Regions from separate parts of the Mus musculus genome. Here region 1 is linked to region 2. A link is a loop called in an ENCODE intact Hi-C map of the cell type or tissue named here. Cell type or tissue: left cerebral cortex. All regions are shown on one strand. Region 1 overlaps Scyl2 (SCY1-like 2 (S. cerevisiae)). Region 2 has its middle 20 kb from the start of 1500026H17Rik.

What was found. A loop is a pair of places that touch in the nucleus more often than their neighbours do. Peaks named below come from ENCODE experiments on the same cell type or tissue, not always from the same donor. Only the 100,000 strongest peaks of a DNase experiment are listed, where the experiment ranks them.
Region 1: it touches region 2 in a loop (2.1-fold over the local background); 2 of 42 quality-filtered maps call a loop at or near these places.

What each region holds. Positions count from the first base shown.
Region 1 is chr10:89,649,546-89,657,545 of GRCm38, reverse strand. Scyl2 (SCY1-like 2 (S. cerevisiae)) reads left to right here. Exons shown (of 18, transcript NM_198021.3): 9 at 662-838; 10 at 3,320-3,442; 11 at 4,490-4,603; 12 at 6,586-6,718; 13 at 7,463-7,581. Among named protein-coding and RNA genes, the nearest start is that of Slc17a8, 32 kb to the right of the region's middle. In left cerebral cortex, no CTCF peak of the experiment used is centred here; DNase peaks (open chromatin) are centred at 981 and 4,448.
Region 2 is chr10:89,702,660-89,710,659 of GRCm38, reverse strand. No RefSeq gene overlaps it. Among named protein-coding and RNA genes, the nearest start is that of 1500026H17Rik, 20 kb to the right of the region's middle. In left cerebral cortex, a CTCF peak has its summit at 3,057 (motif pointing right); no DNase peak of the experiment used is centred here.

The sequences.
Region 1 (8,000 bases), 53 kb after region 2:
GAGCTCACTGCTCACTAGCAGTTAAAGGATGCATCAATACTGATGCGATCCTACTGTATTCCTATTCTCTTTCTCTTAACTTACTAGACAATGAATGTCAAATAATATTCAAAATGCTGGTGAGGCTGGGTCTGGTGGCATATGCCTTTATCTTTAGTCCCAGCACTTGGTAGGGTAGGGCAGGTGGACATCTGAGTTCTAGGCTAGCCAGACTACACAGTGAGACAGTCTTAAAAACGAAAATAATGAATGCTAGAGAAGGTACTAGTTGTAAGACTGTTATTTTGTGACTCTAAAATTGTAAAGCTTCAGCAGTCACAGCCCTTGTCTGCTACCCTTTACTGTCATGGCTGGAAAGCAGAGCACTGCCGTTCCTCTCACACAGGCATGGGTGCCGTCTGCGTTATCAGTTAGAGTGAGGTGCTGCTTCAGGTAGATGATCAGAGTCATGAGTGATAGGAAAAAGAGAAGAATCACTGTCAGTGAACACAAGATGAGCTTGCAAACGCTGGAGCGAGCATGTAGCCTGGTTTACGGACAGAGTCTAGAAAATATTTCAGTTTCAGCCATCAGCTTTATGGTCACTTTACACTTCAATTGTAAATACGGAAGTTCTGGAATACATTTTGTTTTTACAAATTTTTCATTTTTTTCCTCTCAGCGTGTCATTGTGCAGAGGATTTTACCCTGTCTGACCTCAGAATTTGTCAACCCTGATATGGTACCTTTCGTTTTACCTAATGTTCTGCTCATTGCTGAGGAATGCACCAAAGAAGAATATATCAAATTAATTCTGCCTGAACTCGGTCCTGTATTCAAACAGCAGGAGCCAATCCAGGTATGTTGTGAGGACTTCCAAATGTTTATGCGTTATTGTAATAGCTACTATCCCTAAGAACAAAACAGTGACTATTTTGAGCTTTTAAAAGAAATGGCTTAGTGCTGGCTGCTCTTGCAGAGGACCTGGCTCAATTCCCAGCACCCACATGGTGGCTCACAGCCATCTGTAACTCCTATCCTCGGGACCCAACTCGACTCCAGGAACCAGGCACAGACATACACATTCAGGCAAAACACCCATACATGTCAAATAAAAATAAATAAAAAATGTTAAGTGTTTAAATACTTGAGGTACGTATATTAGATTTTTTCACTAGTCAGAAAGCTAATATTATAATTAAACTTAGCAAATGAATGTTTGTGGCTTTTTATAAGTCATTGTCTTAGAAAATAAGTTGTAATCAGACTTTGCATGTGTTACATTGTCCCTAATTAAAAGCTGGCAGTTTGGAAAAATCAAGTTTTTGATACTTTTATTTGGCTTGATACTCCATTAGTTAATTTTTAGATGATGTATGTCAGTTGTCTCTATTTTTTTCTAATAAATAATTTTATTAAAAGAGGAAAATGTGTAAAGCATCATAGAACTAGTATGTGATCTGTGTATGTATGAGAAAAATGCAAATTATATATATATATATATATATATATATATATATATACATACACACACAATGCATATGTATATAATGTGAATGTGTAAGTGAAATAAATTATATAGATTTTGTTACAGTAGATATTTATCTTGAGTTTAAGAAGTGTGGGCTTACATACCTGGATTAGAGTCTGGGTTCATCTCTGTTTTAGAACCATGTAGCAGTCATCATCATCTGAAAGCTTTTATCCTCATTTTAACATGTAGAGTTGTTGGCTGAGACACCATTAGGTGTTTCTGCTACCGGGTGGCAGTAGCTTACTAGTCAGCATGAACTGTCTGATGGGCCGGCTCTGTGATTGGTTGCAGTTGTCCCCGTGAAAGTGGAGAATTTATTTTTTACTTTTTAGAAACTAGCATATTAACTATCCTTCTGAGATTTTGAACAGTGTGCTTGTGAGCGGTTGTCTCCCCTCTCTTTCAGCCTTCTGGTGTCCCTAACCCCTAACCTGCTGCAGCAGGGTCTCACCATGTAGCCCTGGCTCACTTGGCTCTCGCTTTGTTGACCAGGCTAACCTCAAACTCACAAAGATGGATCTGCCTGCCTCTGCCTCCTGAGTGCTGGGATTAAAGGCCTGCTGCCAGTTCTTGTGGCTTCTTCTCCAGTTCCCTTTCCTTAAGAATGTAGAAGACAGTCTGTGCGGTGCTCCTACTAACCAGGCACAGGTCACAGGATAGAGCTCTGAGCTTTAAACCTGGGCTCCCTGACGGTTGTCACAGTGTCAGGTTGGCATGTCACCCAAATTGTTCATCAGTCACGATGAAAATCCTAAGACACATGATTGACCCTGTTCTTTTTAGTTTGGTAACTTTTGATTATTGGCTCTGTAGAAGCACCTGAGAAGAACCTCAGTATGAGAGAGTCTGGATTAGGCTATTTTGTGACTATGCTTGGGAGGGCTTTTCTTAAGTAAATTAGCTGAGGTGGGAAGCTGTACCCTGCGGTATGGGCAACAGTAACACTTTACAAACTGTCCTGTCCTGAAGCAAAGGAGAGAGAGCAGAGCTCTAGTGAGCATTCTGTCTGTGTGGCTGTAACTAGCTGCTCCAGGTTCCTGCTGCCTGCCTTCTCCACCACAGTGCACCACCCGGAACTGTGATGCAAACAAACTCTTTTATTTTTCACTTGCTTTTACCACAGCATTAGGAAATGAAACTAAGGTACCTTTGTCTTCCTTCTCCTCTTAGTTTTTCCATTAATAAGCCCTCCTGAAAAATTTTAATTGAGCATTGGAAAAACTAAGTATTCTGGGACTTGGAGAGTTCAGAGCACTGCCGACCTGGGTTTGATTCCCATCACCCACACGGCAGCTCAAAACCATTTGTAGCTCCAGTGTCAGGAACTCGAGTGCTGCCTTCTGGCTTCCATGTTAGTGAATAGACAGATTGGCAGGCAAAGCACTCATACATATAAAATAAATAAAGATCTCACTTAAGTATTTTGGTTTGTTTCTTACAATTTAGGTATGTAGAGGCAGCTAGCAAAATGATGTTAGAAACAATTAAAAATTCCTCACAGATGTTTTCATTTCTGTTGGCTTTTATTTCCTTTTTAAATGCAGCACTCTTTTGGATAATTGAAACATGTAGGGGAGCCATGTGTTCCTGTAGCTCTTTGGAGGTTAGTCTTTGTTTGGATAATTAAGCATTGCTGTAGACATGTAAGAGACTTGATCTGTGTGTTTTTGTCTTCCATGCCTTCAGGCTAGCAACATGGTGAGTGTCCACAAACAGAACTTAATCTTCTGAAAACACTTTAAATTGGGAGGATACAGAATTTCTTAAAGATTGCAGATTTTCATAATCTTCCCTTTTCTCACACAGATTTTGCTAATTTTTCTACAAAAAATGGATTTGCTGCTAACCAAAACCCCTCCTGATGAGATAAAGAACAGTGTCCTGCCCATGGTCTACAGAGCTCTGGAGGCTCCTTCCATTCAGATCCAGGCACAGTATCTGCTTCCGTTGCCCTCATGAAGTTGAAAGGCGGGAGAAAGAAACAGCAAGGCATATTTTAGGATTAAATCTTAACCTTTTATATACAACTCAATAGTTAGTAGTTATTGAATTATACTGCTGACCCACTGTTATTACTGCATATTGACTTCTAACTAAAGAGTAAATTGGAAAGGGCTGGAGAGATTGCTCAGAGGTTAAGAGCAGGTGCTGTTTGTATGGAGATAGTCTTACTGGTAGCCCAGGCTGGCCTTGAGTTCACAGAGCCCCATCTGCTTCTGCCTCCTAAGTGCTAGGATTAAAGATATGTGTCACTGCTCTTACAAAGAACACTCGTTAGGTTTCCAGCACCCATGTCAGGCTGCTCATGGCTGCCTGAAACTTCAGTTTCAGGGGAAAAAAAGAAGATGTTGGAGTCTATTGTGGTAGTACACACTTATAATCCTGGCACTTGAGGGATAGAGGCAGGGAGACCAGGAATTGTTGGCTAGCTTGGGCTACATGATATCCTGTCTCAAAAACACTGTGACTGGGACTATAGGTTTGTACTGCTTTGTATATATCTGCTTCTGCCATATATTTCAAGTCACATTTTTTGATGCATTTCTGTCTTTAAGTTTATTAAAGTGTGAAGTTGAGTTTTTCCTTGTAGTTAAATCATTCCATAAGTGTCGGAAGCCGTACTCAACCTCTGCTTTTCAGCTCTCTACAGTTATAGCCCTGTATAATTAGGGGTACTTAGGCTAAAGCAGAGGGCTTGTAAATTTGAGGCCAGCCTGGGCTACATAAAGATCGTGTCTCAAGGGAAAACAGAACTAGTTGTAATTACAACCCTTTGAAACACTACTGCAGGCCCTGTGTAGCCATGACATTTTTCAACTGATTATAACTATTCTTTTTTTATCCCCCCAAATTGGTGTAAGGACCAAATAATGTGAAGCATACGGAAGCTTCTTTCGTGCTGTGACAGATGAGCTGAGTGGGAGAGGGAGGTCTGGCGCCTTTCCTTAAGACTGATCAGATTTGTCTTTTCAATAGGAGCTCTGTCTAAACATCATTCCAACATTTGCAAATCTTATAGACTACCCGTCCATGAAAAACGCTTTGATTCCAAGAATTAAAAATGCCTGTTTACAAACGTCTTCCCTTGCTGTAAGTGCTTACACGTGTGTTTGTCTTTGACTGCTCAGCACCTGACACCATTTCACAGTGAGCAGTAACTCGCTCACACTGCACCTAGAGAATTGGTTTTAGTTGGAGGTAGCTTATATACACCATTATAAATGCTTGCATGTCACTTACTTTATATGTAGGTCGGTGTGTGCGTGTGCGTGTGCGTGTGTGTGTGTGTGTGTGGGTTGTGGGATCACCTTCGAGTGGCACATAGGTATTTTTGTATTGTATTCATAGCTGTATTCTCTAGGGTCTGGCGTCTTACCTTGGGAAATGCCTAAAATATAAATCATTGATTAAAATTGTCCAAAAATGAAGAAAACTAGTGCATAGCTAGGTAAGATGTTTCAAGAGGTGTATCCGTGACATGTCTAATATTATATACATCATGAAAGGAGAGAAAATGACACCAGCATTGTAGTTTATATCCCCAGCAGGCGGCAGCTGCATTAGCCCTGCATTATAGCAAACTGATTCTGGGGACAGGCTAAACCTGCAGATAGTGGCTTAGGTTTATAGTATTTTGGGCTTAAATTTCAGAAAATAGTTGTTCATATTTTTCAGAAATGGAAAATTTCCATTTTTCTGTACAAATATTAATGAACTTTTTGCTTAGTTTCTTAGGCTTGAGTTTCATTGATATGGTTTAATTAATACTATGGACACAACTTTATGGTACTCTGATTTTTGGGGTTTGGAGGAGGACTTGGTACTCAAAATTGAATCTTAAACATGCAGAGAGTACTCCTACTGAACTATATTCCTGGCCTCTCCTTTTTTTATGTAGGGGTTTCTGTTTTTTAAAGTAGCCCAGGCTGACGCTAACCTTGAACTTGCTCTATCAGCTGACCTTTACACACCTGACCTCCTTCTCCTCCTCCTCCTCCCAAATGCTGGGTTCTATGTGTATCACTGTACTGATGCCCAGCCCACCTCTTAGGACATGGTCTTACTGAATTGCCCAAGGCTGGCCTTGAGCTTGCTCTGTAGCACAGGTAGCCTTGAACTTGAGCTCTTCCTATTTGCATCTCTTCAGTAACTGAATTACAGTCCTGTGCCAACATACCCGGCCTGATGGACTCTGTCCTAATAAATCCCAGTTAAAGGGCTGGTGAGATGGCTCACTAGTAGCAGTACATGTTGCCAACCTGTTTTGATCCCTACAATCTACTTGTTGGAAGAAAAGAACCAACTGTGGCAAGTTATCTTCTGACTTCCACATGCATGCTGTGGAATGCCATGTGGAACACAGCCACTCACATTTAGTCAGTCAGTCAATGCCAAACCTAGGGTAGGATGTGTATCAAAAGTTGAAGCTTAGAAATGGTGGGTGTGAGTAAGTATATTTAGGAACAATTTTATATGGGTGGGGATAATTTTATATGAGATTGGGAGCATCCAGGGTGTTATGGCCATAGATAAATATGGATAACTTCAGTTAAAATATTCAGTTTTAAGAATGACTTGAACCTCATGTAAAGTATCTGAGTCACTGTGTAATTGGCTGCTTGGTGGAATGTATTTCTTTTTATTGTTAAATCTTACTAGTAAACACATATAAGAGCCTTCAAAGACCTGATAGAAACTGTAGGGCTGGGATTGTTGCTCACTGAAAGCTTGGTTAATAGGCCCTGGCTTTATTTCCTAGCATCATAGAGATGAATGAGTGAATGAATGAATGAATGAATGAGTGTTACAAGGGTGAACCTGTTCCTTATTTTTATCTACTAGTATCTCAGTGGACCAGTCTGTAGTTCTTTCTGTAACATGTCAGATAAATCAGTAAATGAATGAATGTTTATGTTAATAAAGGCATGCTTTATAAAATCTACTTCAGTGAACCAGTTTTTATTAAGATTTTAGCATATATCTATTTGATGACTAAATTTACACTAAGTATTTCATTTTACATGAACAAAATGGTACATACACGTTTACATGCGGTTTCTTTGTTTCACTAGGTCCGTGTGAATTCATTAGTGTGCTTAGGGAAGATCCTGGAGTACCTGGATAAGTGGTTTGTGCTTGATGATATCCTACCCTTCTTACAGCAGATTCCCTCCAAGGAGCCTGCAGTCCTCATGGGGATTTTAGGTAGCTGAAAACTTAATGTCATTTGCTGTCATCTTCATTTTATATAATAGTTGTATAATAAAATGTTCAATCTATAAAGCCATTGTACTCGATATATATGATATTAATCAGTTGCAGAATGATTAGATAAATGCTACAATATAACTTTTCTCTATTTTCACAGCAAAGGAAGTAGACTCTTGTCATTTATAGAAGGCCTGGGCTATAGGGGGACACTTGACTAGTATGGGTGGGTTCTGGATTTGATTTCCAGGATTGGGGGAGTCAGGAGAAGTAATATAATCTTGGTTGGTTGATATGATAGTGTATAATTTTCTTCTATAAAGAAGTCTAAAGTGCAAGAGGCAAAGCTACTGCAATGAGTGTTACTTGCAGAAGAAACAAGTTGAAGAGTAGACTGTAGTCCTCTCAGCACCTGTATTTAAACACTGTGAATAGATGCTCCAAATGTAAGGATGAGGGGGTCACTCTATAACCTCATTTCGGGATTATAGTAACCATGTCTTTAGTTAGGGGTTGTCATTAAACCAAAAGAGCACAGGATGAATAGCCCGTGGTGTTATAAGCCTGGACTGATAGTACAACTGAAGTCACTGTGGTCTACATGAAAGAGCTGTCCCCATTCTAAGAAGAGGAAAGCTGCACCGCACCAGTTTCCAAAAGACTTGTTAGAGATAGAGTATTTCCATGGTTTCTGTGCTTGGTGTGCTAATTTCTAAAACTTATTACACTGTTTTCTCTCAGGTATTTATAAATGTACTTTTACTCATAAAAAATTGGGAATCACCAAAGAGCAGCTGGCTGGGAAAGTCCTGCCTCATCTCATCCCCCTGAGCATTGAAAACAACCTCAACCTCAATCAGGTGGGACATTTGATGTGCGCTCACGTTCTCTCCCTGTTTGCTGCTTGCCTTCTCTGCTTTATTATTTACACATGGAGGTGGCCAGCACAGGCTGGTGGCATGCCATGAAGTTAACTCAAGTTACGGACCACTTTACATTTGGGTCTGTCTGTTGATATGAATGGTCACAGACTGTATTTGGATATTGTTGTTACATAATAAATGACCATAAGTTGAGTGTTTTCGTATTTTTAAGAAATGCATACTTAACTAATCATACATTTTCTATGAGTCAGCCATACAGGGCTTAGCTTAGTTGAACTTGTTACTATAATCAAGAACTTGGATCTCATTTGAAGGTCCACATGAGGACTCGTAGGGTTCTTAGTTTGCGTAAATGGTTGTTGGCAGGATTTGGCTCCCTTTGGGCTGTTGGGCTG
Region 2 (8,000 bases):
GCCCAGTCTACAGAGCTAGTTACAGGATAACCAAGGCTACACAAAGAAACCCAGTCTCAAAAAAACAAAACAAAACAAAACAAAAAGAATTAGAAAAATGTCTTATATGTCTATTACTACTTTGGAAGTGCTGTTTTTCTGAAAACAAAACAAAACCCTATTGTTTCAAATCAATGCAAGAGAAAATGCAGAGACTCGAGTCAGTGCATGCCGATGTAATTAAAAGAAGTCTTGTGTGCGGTTTTGTAACCTAGTCTATGTGCTTTACAACTTGAGAGACAATGTTTGGGTTCAGATTTTCCAGCTTTATCCCAGTAAATAGATCCCTTATGTCTAGAAGAGCTTCACTGGCTAAGTAGCATTCTAGATAATTCTGGTACAGATAGACTCTTGCCATACTGTCAGCAACACTTGCCTACAAAGAGGCACTTATGAAAATAGCCTACCTCATGGAAGACAGTGTGCGCCTGTGCTTAGTTTTTTGAGACAGGTACTTGGCATACTGTCTAGGGAGAGAGTCTGAAAGTTACAGGCTCTTTCCACTTCGGACCTGCCCAGATGGGAAGAGTCCTAGTTGTATCTTGCTGCTGCCTTGAACCCTACCATGCCAGTATAAACCATCACAGTGGACTGTATACTTTAAAACCATGAGCCAGCATAAATCCTTCCTCGTTTCAAAAAATGTCTCTCACTGATGTAACTACTTCTAAAAAAAGTTCTGTTTCTTCTCGAGGAGCTCTCATAAATGCTTTTCAATTTCCAGTTCAGACCTTAATTAAGCCCAGGGTTAAATATTGTTACCCCTCTGAGACCTTTCACATATTTTAAGAAATAAATCAGTTGTTTCCAGAATTGCAACCACAGCTTCATGTTCACAGTTCTGCTGGATTTACTTTTAAAAGAATAGGACCATGACTCATCCATTTTATATCTTCAGTGTCATTCCTGGTGTAGAGAAATGCTTATTACACCCATGATCGATTAATTTGGTAGCATTATCAGTCATCAGGTTTGATAAGTTATTTCTCTGCCCGTGGAATGAGCAGATTCAAGCTAGATTCGATTACATTAAATGCGGGTTCATTAGGAAGCTGCTCTCGGGTGGACATGTCCACTGGTCCCAAGGAAGGAGGTAAGGGAAGTTGCCATGGGAAGGGAGAGACGGGAGTGGGGACACATGGAGAGAGAAAGAAGAATCAAAATATCTGGATTGTATAGGCAAGAGGCTTTCTGGGAAAGGACATCTCTGCCCTGGGCTGGAAAGTTCAGGGTTGGGGTCAGGGTATGCCAGGCAGGGACTGAGGGATGCTGGGAGAACCTGGGAGTCAGGTCTACTTTGATATGTAAAATATGCACCTCATGGTGTGTTTTATAAAAAGAAAGAAACTAGTGATATTTTTGGTGGAGGCACGTATGGTGTGGGGTAAAAGGGTGCCTCTGCAGGCCCTCCCTTCCCCCTGAGGTACCCAGCCACACGAAGGTATAGTATAGAATAGAGTTTATTGAGGGTATGCGGAGGGGAGTTGAGGGGGTAGTAGAGAGAAAGGCAGAGGCCAGCCAAGAGCGGTGGAGAGAGAGCGGGGAGGGGAATGGGGCAGGAGCAAGTGGAGAAGAGAAGGGAGCAAGAGCAAGAGAGTGAGGAGGGAGCAGACAGCCCCTTTTATAGTGAGTCAGTCATAACTGGCTGTTGCCAGGTAACTGTGAGGCGGAGCCTAGACGGAATGCGGACAGTCCTGGGGTCTGAAACCAATCAAGGTTAAGTTGACAAAGCTGGGTTTGCACGCCCAACGTCTTGGTTTTTAATGCTCAAAACTCTTTCCGGCACATGACAAGCAGAATCAAAACTCTTCCAGTCCACTTAGAAACGGGAAGTGTCCAGAAGAAAAAAGTCGGAGAATGGTGGTGGTTTTTGGTGTGATTTTAAAGTGTATGAAAGGATAAAAGCTTCACCTCTGTATTAATGTCTTTGAATTAGAAAATCATTTATTTATTCGGTTTTACCTGGCAAAGAGAAAACTATTCAGTGGTACTCGTTAAAGGATTTTTAATTTTTTTTATTTTTTTATTTTTGGCCAGAACCATCATAGTAGCTGTAGGCACTACCGCTATGGAAGTTTGCAATGGGAGAAAGGTGTTGGGTTTAATCATGAATATGTACAGGCAAAACAGAGTTTACTGCAGAGAAGAAAGGTGGGCGTTGAGTGTGTTCTTGAAGCATATGTGTTGGAATGGAATCCAAGTGAAAGTGCTTCGGAGAGGTGGGATCTTCAACAGATCTTTAGGTCATGGGGCGGGGCTGGGGTGGGCTCTGCCCTCATGATATTAGTGCTGTCTTTGCTGAGGAGGCTGAGTGTGCCTCTGATAAGAGAATATGGACCCCCTCTCTTGTGTACCACAGATGATTCATCAAGGAGACCCTCGCTAGATACGGGTCCTTGAACCTTGAATCCCACAGCCTTCAGAACGCTGTGTAATGCACTTCTGATCTTTACAGTTATTCAGGCATTCTGTGGCTGCAGCATAAGACAGTAAGTCTGGGTGGGTAGATAGACTTGCTCAGGAGTAAAGAGGACTCTAAATTCTTTAAATTGTAGAGGACAGACCAGGGTGATCCGATAACACCCGAGGTGTGATGGGAGATGAGAATCCTGACCAAATCGTAGAGTGAGGAGCTTGTTGCTAAACCTATTTAGCAGAATTATCTGCTAAAATGGGATTTGGTATGGAAGGAGACAGATGGCCTGGGAGAGTCTGGAAGTCTTAATATCTGATCAAGCAAAGAATCTTTGTCATACCTCAATCTGTGAATCATAGGTTAAATATTGCTCAAACATTACAATTCAGAATAAATTCTTGTGGAAATTTACTGAGTATTTTTACTAGAAGATAAATATGTTTATTTATTTATTTATTTATTTACCCCCCCCCAAAAAAAAAAAAGGTTTACATATAAGCATCCTGCTCCAAAGGTTTTAGTCTAAAATTGAATGGCATTATCCTTAGGATTTAAATTCTCTTTAAGCCTAATAACAGTAATATATACAGCTGTCACTAGGTGGCAGGGAGTTGCTAGTACAGGAATTTTTGCTGAGAAGTCAGGCCCAAGACGCAAAAGAACCACCTAGGAGAAGTAAAATTTTCTCTATAAAAAAGTTTGAATTAATATATGTGTATGTTGGACACGCAAACTTTATATGCCCCAGTACAGGGGAACGCCAGGGCCATAAAAGGGGAGTGGGTGGGTAGGGGAGAGGGGGTGGGTGGCTATGGGGGACTTTTGGTATAGCATTGCAAATGTAAATGAGCAAAATACCTAATAAAAAATGGAAAAAAAAAAAAAAATATATGTGTATGTGTTGTGTGTATGTGTGTGTGTGTGTGTGTGTGTGTGTGTGTGTGTGTATACTGAATATTCACAGAACACCATTCAGTTTAAATAATATTGCATTTATATAAAACACTACCTACTCCCCCACCCCACCCCCCACAAGGCTCTACTTCTTCAGGTTCCACGGCTTCTAAAGCTACTACACTATCAGGAAAACCATGTTCGGAGCATAAGAGCTCATCACCAACCCAAGCTTGTACCTTTGCTATCATCTGGTCCAATCTTAAATGTAAATACAAATCTATGTGCACACACAATTTTTTTTTCTTCTTTCTTTTATTGAGATAGGTCTCACTCTGCAACCTTAAATGACAAGGAACTAGCCCTGTGGTGCAGGCTGGCCTCAGACTCATGGCACTCCTCCTACCTTAGTCTCCTGAGTACTGGATTTACAGGCATCAGTGCTGGCATATGGCTTTATTATTTTATTGGGTTCTACCTCCCTTCCAACCCATATTCCACCCTGATACCTTCCAACCGCCAACACTAGGCAGGAGAGAAAGGTTAGGAAGGGGTTATAGACCTCTTTAGGCTCCTTCTTGTTAATTAGGGTCCTTGGGTTTCTCAGGGCACGTCTAATTTCATTGTCCGGGTCCCCAGAATTAAACTATTTGCAGCTGTCAAAAATCACCGCCACCCCCACCCAACATGAGAAAATCACAGATAAAGGCTGTGGACAAACTGAAGCAGCCCCGTATCCCACACCTGAGATTAAAACACAAACATATCCGTATAACATAACTGGGTGTTTAAAGAAACCAAAATCCTCACTACACGTTAGTCACTAGGCCTGATAAACTCGTGTCTGTGTGTATGTGGGTGCATGTACCTGTATCCATGGAGATGCCAGAAGATGCTGTTGGGAGTATTTTCTCTCTCTTTACTTCTCCTTTGAAGCAGCATCTCTCCTTGAGTTGGGAACCCGTGCTTTCTCAGCTGGTCTGAAAGTCCCAGTGACTCATTTAACTCCATTGCCTTTGAACCTGGGGTGATGGTGTGTGAAGGACACTTGGCTCTTTATGTGAGTGCTGGGATTCAAACTCTAGTCTTCTCCTCTTGATTTATGTGCAGCAAACACTTCCAACCACCTCTCCAGTCCCATTATGCCTATTTTTAATTCATTAGTTAATTACTTAATTAATCAACTTTTGCGATAAGGTTTCTCTGTAGCCCTGGCCATCCTGGAACTCATTATGTAGATCAAGCTGTCCTTGAACTCAGAGATTCACCTACCTCTGACTCTTGAGTGCTGGGATTAAAAGCATACACCACCATGTCGGGCCTATTTTTATCCTTTGTTACATTTATTCTTTACAGATTATTTTCAGGGACAATAGGCCGAATTGGGGATAGTTTTATTTTAGAAATTGAAAATACACAAGTTGGGCAGCCTACCAGCTCTCCAGCACTCATGCCTTTGGGGCAAGCTCTCTTGCACTGTCTGCTTGATTGCTGAGCCGGTGAGGGGCAGGGCTAGCTCTCCCATGTTGACCAGGCTTGGGGGTGGGCAGCTCTCCCAGAGAAAGTTAATCTTTTAATAGCAAAGTATCTATACTTTTCACTATACTTTGTTTTCTGCTTCTTTTTTTCAACTTGGAAGAAAAGAAATTCTATAGCTCAGTGTTCTTACTGTAACAGAACATCTGAATATTTGATAACATTTGTTTGCAGTTTTGAGTGCTTTTTTCTGGGTCAGTAGGAGTCAATTCCTTGTAAAATTTCTGTTAAAATTTTTCTGCAAAAAATGCCCCATTCTTTTCTTTTTTTCATAATGTGTGTTCTATACTGTTCAATAAATATAAAGCAAAATTCTTTGTTAGGGACAGACAGCAAGGCAGGCAGACATTACCCACACCCATACCCTCCCAAACAACTACACACACACACACACACACACACATACACACATGCACACACACATACACACACACACACACACACACACACACACACACACACACACCACAGATAGACACCAGGCATATACAGCACACAGATGGGATAAACACAGATCACAGGCACCAGAGAGAGGTGGATGATGCAGGGAAATAGAGAGTTCAAATCTGTGTCCATTGTTGGTCTAAACTATTCCAGGTCAAAAGAGGCCTTGGATATGACATCAGTATGGTACAGCAGACTTTGGATATTTGAAATCTTTTCATGTGCATTCCTTTGAGGTGGGGTCTCTCACTGAACCTGGAGCTAGGCTGCCAGCTAGCAAGCTCCAATGATCCTCCTGTCTCTGCCCCTAATTGTTAAAGAAATTTTAAATCCCAATCCTGGGTTTCTACTCTGCCTTGATCATTCCGGTCTTACAATAAGCCCCATTTGGCACAATAGCTAGGCAGATATCTACCCTCTATGCTATTAAAATCTATTTCCTATTGATAACCCTGAGCTATTACTTACAATGGTTCATCTGGGCTGCTCTTAACTCCAACTGGCCAGCCCTTGGGAATGTGTTCTCTTGACTCCTAACCCATGGCAACTTTCTCTTCCTCCTTACTTTCTTCTCTCACTTGTGCTTCTCCTCTGACCTCCCCCAGGCCCAGGAACCCTAAGACCCATCTGTCTTAGTCAGGGTTTGTATTCCTGCACAAACATCATGACCAAGAAGCAAGTTGGGGAGGAAAGGATTTATTTGGCTTACACTTCCATACTGCTGTTCATCACCAAAGGAAGTCAGGACTGGAACTCAAGCAGGTCAGGAAGCAGGAGCTGATGCAGAGGCCATGGAGGGATGTTACTTACTGGCTTGCCTCTCCTCGCTTGCTCAGCCTGTTCTCTTATCGAACCAAGACTAACCAGCCCAGAGATGGTCCCACCAACAAGGGGCCTTTCCCCCTTGATCACTAATTGAGAAAATGCCTTACAGCTGGATCTCATGGAGGCATTTCCTCAACTGAAGCTCCTTTCTCTGTGGTAACTCCAGCTGTGTCGAGTTGACACAAAACTAGCCAGTACACCATCTATGTCTCTTCTGCCCAGCTATTAGCTGTCAGCATCTTTATTCACCAAATAACTTGGGGGTGGGGGCAAGGTCACATAGCTTCACATGGGTCTACGTGAGGACTCTCTTGTCTCTGGGGCAACCAGGTCTTGGGGGCCTGCATTTAGCATTGCAATACACAGAAAAGACCAGACCTCAATATGCAATAGTCTTGGGATTTCAGTTATGTGCAGCCATAGTCGGCTTTTTAAAAAATATATATATATATTTATTTTATTTGTGTGAGTACACTGTAGCTGTCTTCAGACACACCAAAAGAGGGCATCAGATCCCATTACAGATGGTTGTGAGCCACCATGTGGTTGCTGGGAATGGAACTCAGAACCTCTGGAAGAGCAGTCAGTGCTCTTAACCACTGAGCCATCTCTCCAGCCCAAAATATTTTTTAATGTATTTTATGTGTATGTATATATCTCTGTGTAGCATATGTGCACCCAGTGCCTTTAGAGGCCAGAAGAGAGCATTGGATCCCCTGCAGCTAGAGTTAAACACAGTTATGAGCCAACCTGTGGGTGCTGGGAATTGAACTCAGAACCTCTGGAAGAACTGCTAGTGCACTAAACCACTGAGCCAACTCTCTAGGCCCATACTTGGCTTTTTAAGTAGAAGCTGAGGATTCACATCTGTGCAGCAAGCACCCTTACCTGCCTCTCATTCCCTTGTTGACCTTAAAGTTAGCATACAAAGTAATGGATTTCATTGTGGAATTTTCATACATGTCTGTATACTTTTAATTAGGAGCTTGAATCTAAGCACTCAAACCCAAGACAAATGAAACAGCTTTCATATAAAAAATTGAAACTGATACCAATTCAGTGAGTTTTTTAAGCACTTACATTTTAAACTCCATTTTCCTCTTGACTAGGGACCAAAAAAATGCGATGACAAAAATGCTTTCTTTTTCTGTGTAACTTTCAGGGGAAATTGAATCTGTAACCTATGCCACTTTAAGAGAATGGGGCCAGAGGGTGAACCAACCAGTGTGACAGGAAACAGCAAGAGTAAACAAGAGCAAAGGGGTGGGGGAGGGGCTGAGACAATGGGAAGGAAAGAAGGAAAACCACAAAAATCTCCACTCCCAGCGCCAGAAGAGGGCGTAAGCAAAATCGTGATTTTTAGATACTTATGATCTTAAAATATTTATTTCTTTTTTAAAAAAAAAATCTACTGAAATAATTTTTAAAAGTCTTATTTATTTTACATGCACGTGTGTGATGCTTACATGTATGCATGTGTACCATATACGTGCATGAATATGTGTCTGGTGTCATCCGAAGAGTCCACAAGAGTGGATCAGATCCCCTGCAACTGGTGTTACAGATGGAGTTACAGATGGCTGTAAACTGTCATGTGGGTGCTGGGAACTGAACCTAGGTCCTCAGAAAGAGCAACTGTTGAGCTCCAAACTGTCGAGCCATCTCTCCAGCCCTCTGATCCTCCATGTTTACATCAGTGATTCACAGCCATTAAGTCCTATCTCAAGAGAATAGCTTGAAATAATATTACCCTAAGGGAAATTTCCATTTTGTCCAGAGAGCTCAGGCAAGAAATGGGAAAAAGGACTTAAGGAAATGTACTATACCCTCCATAAGTATTTAGTGT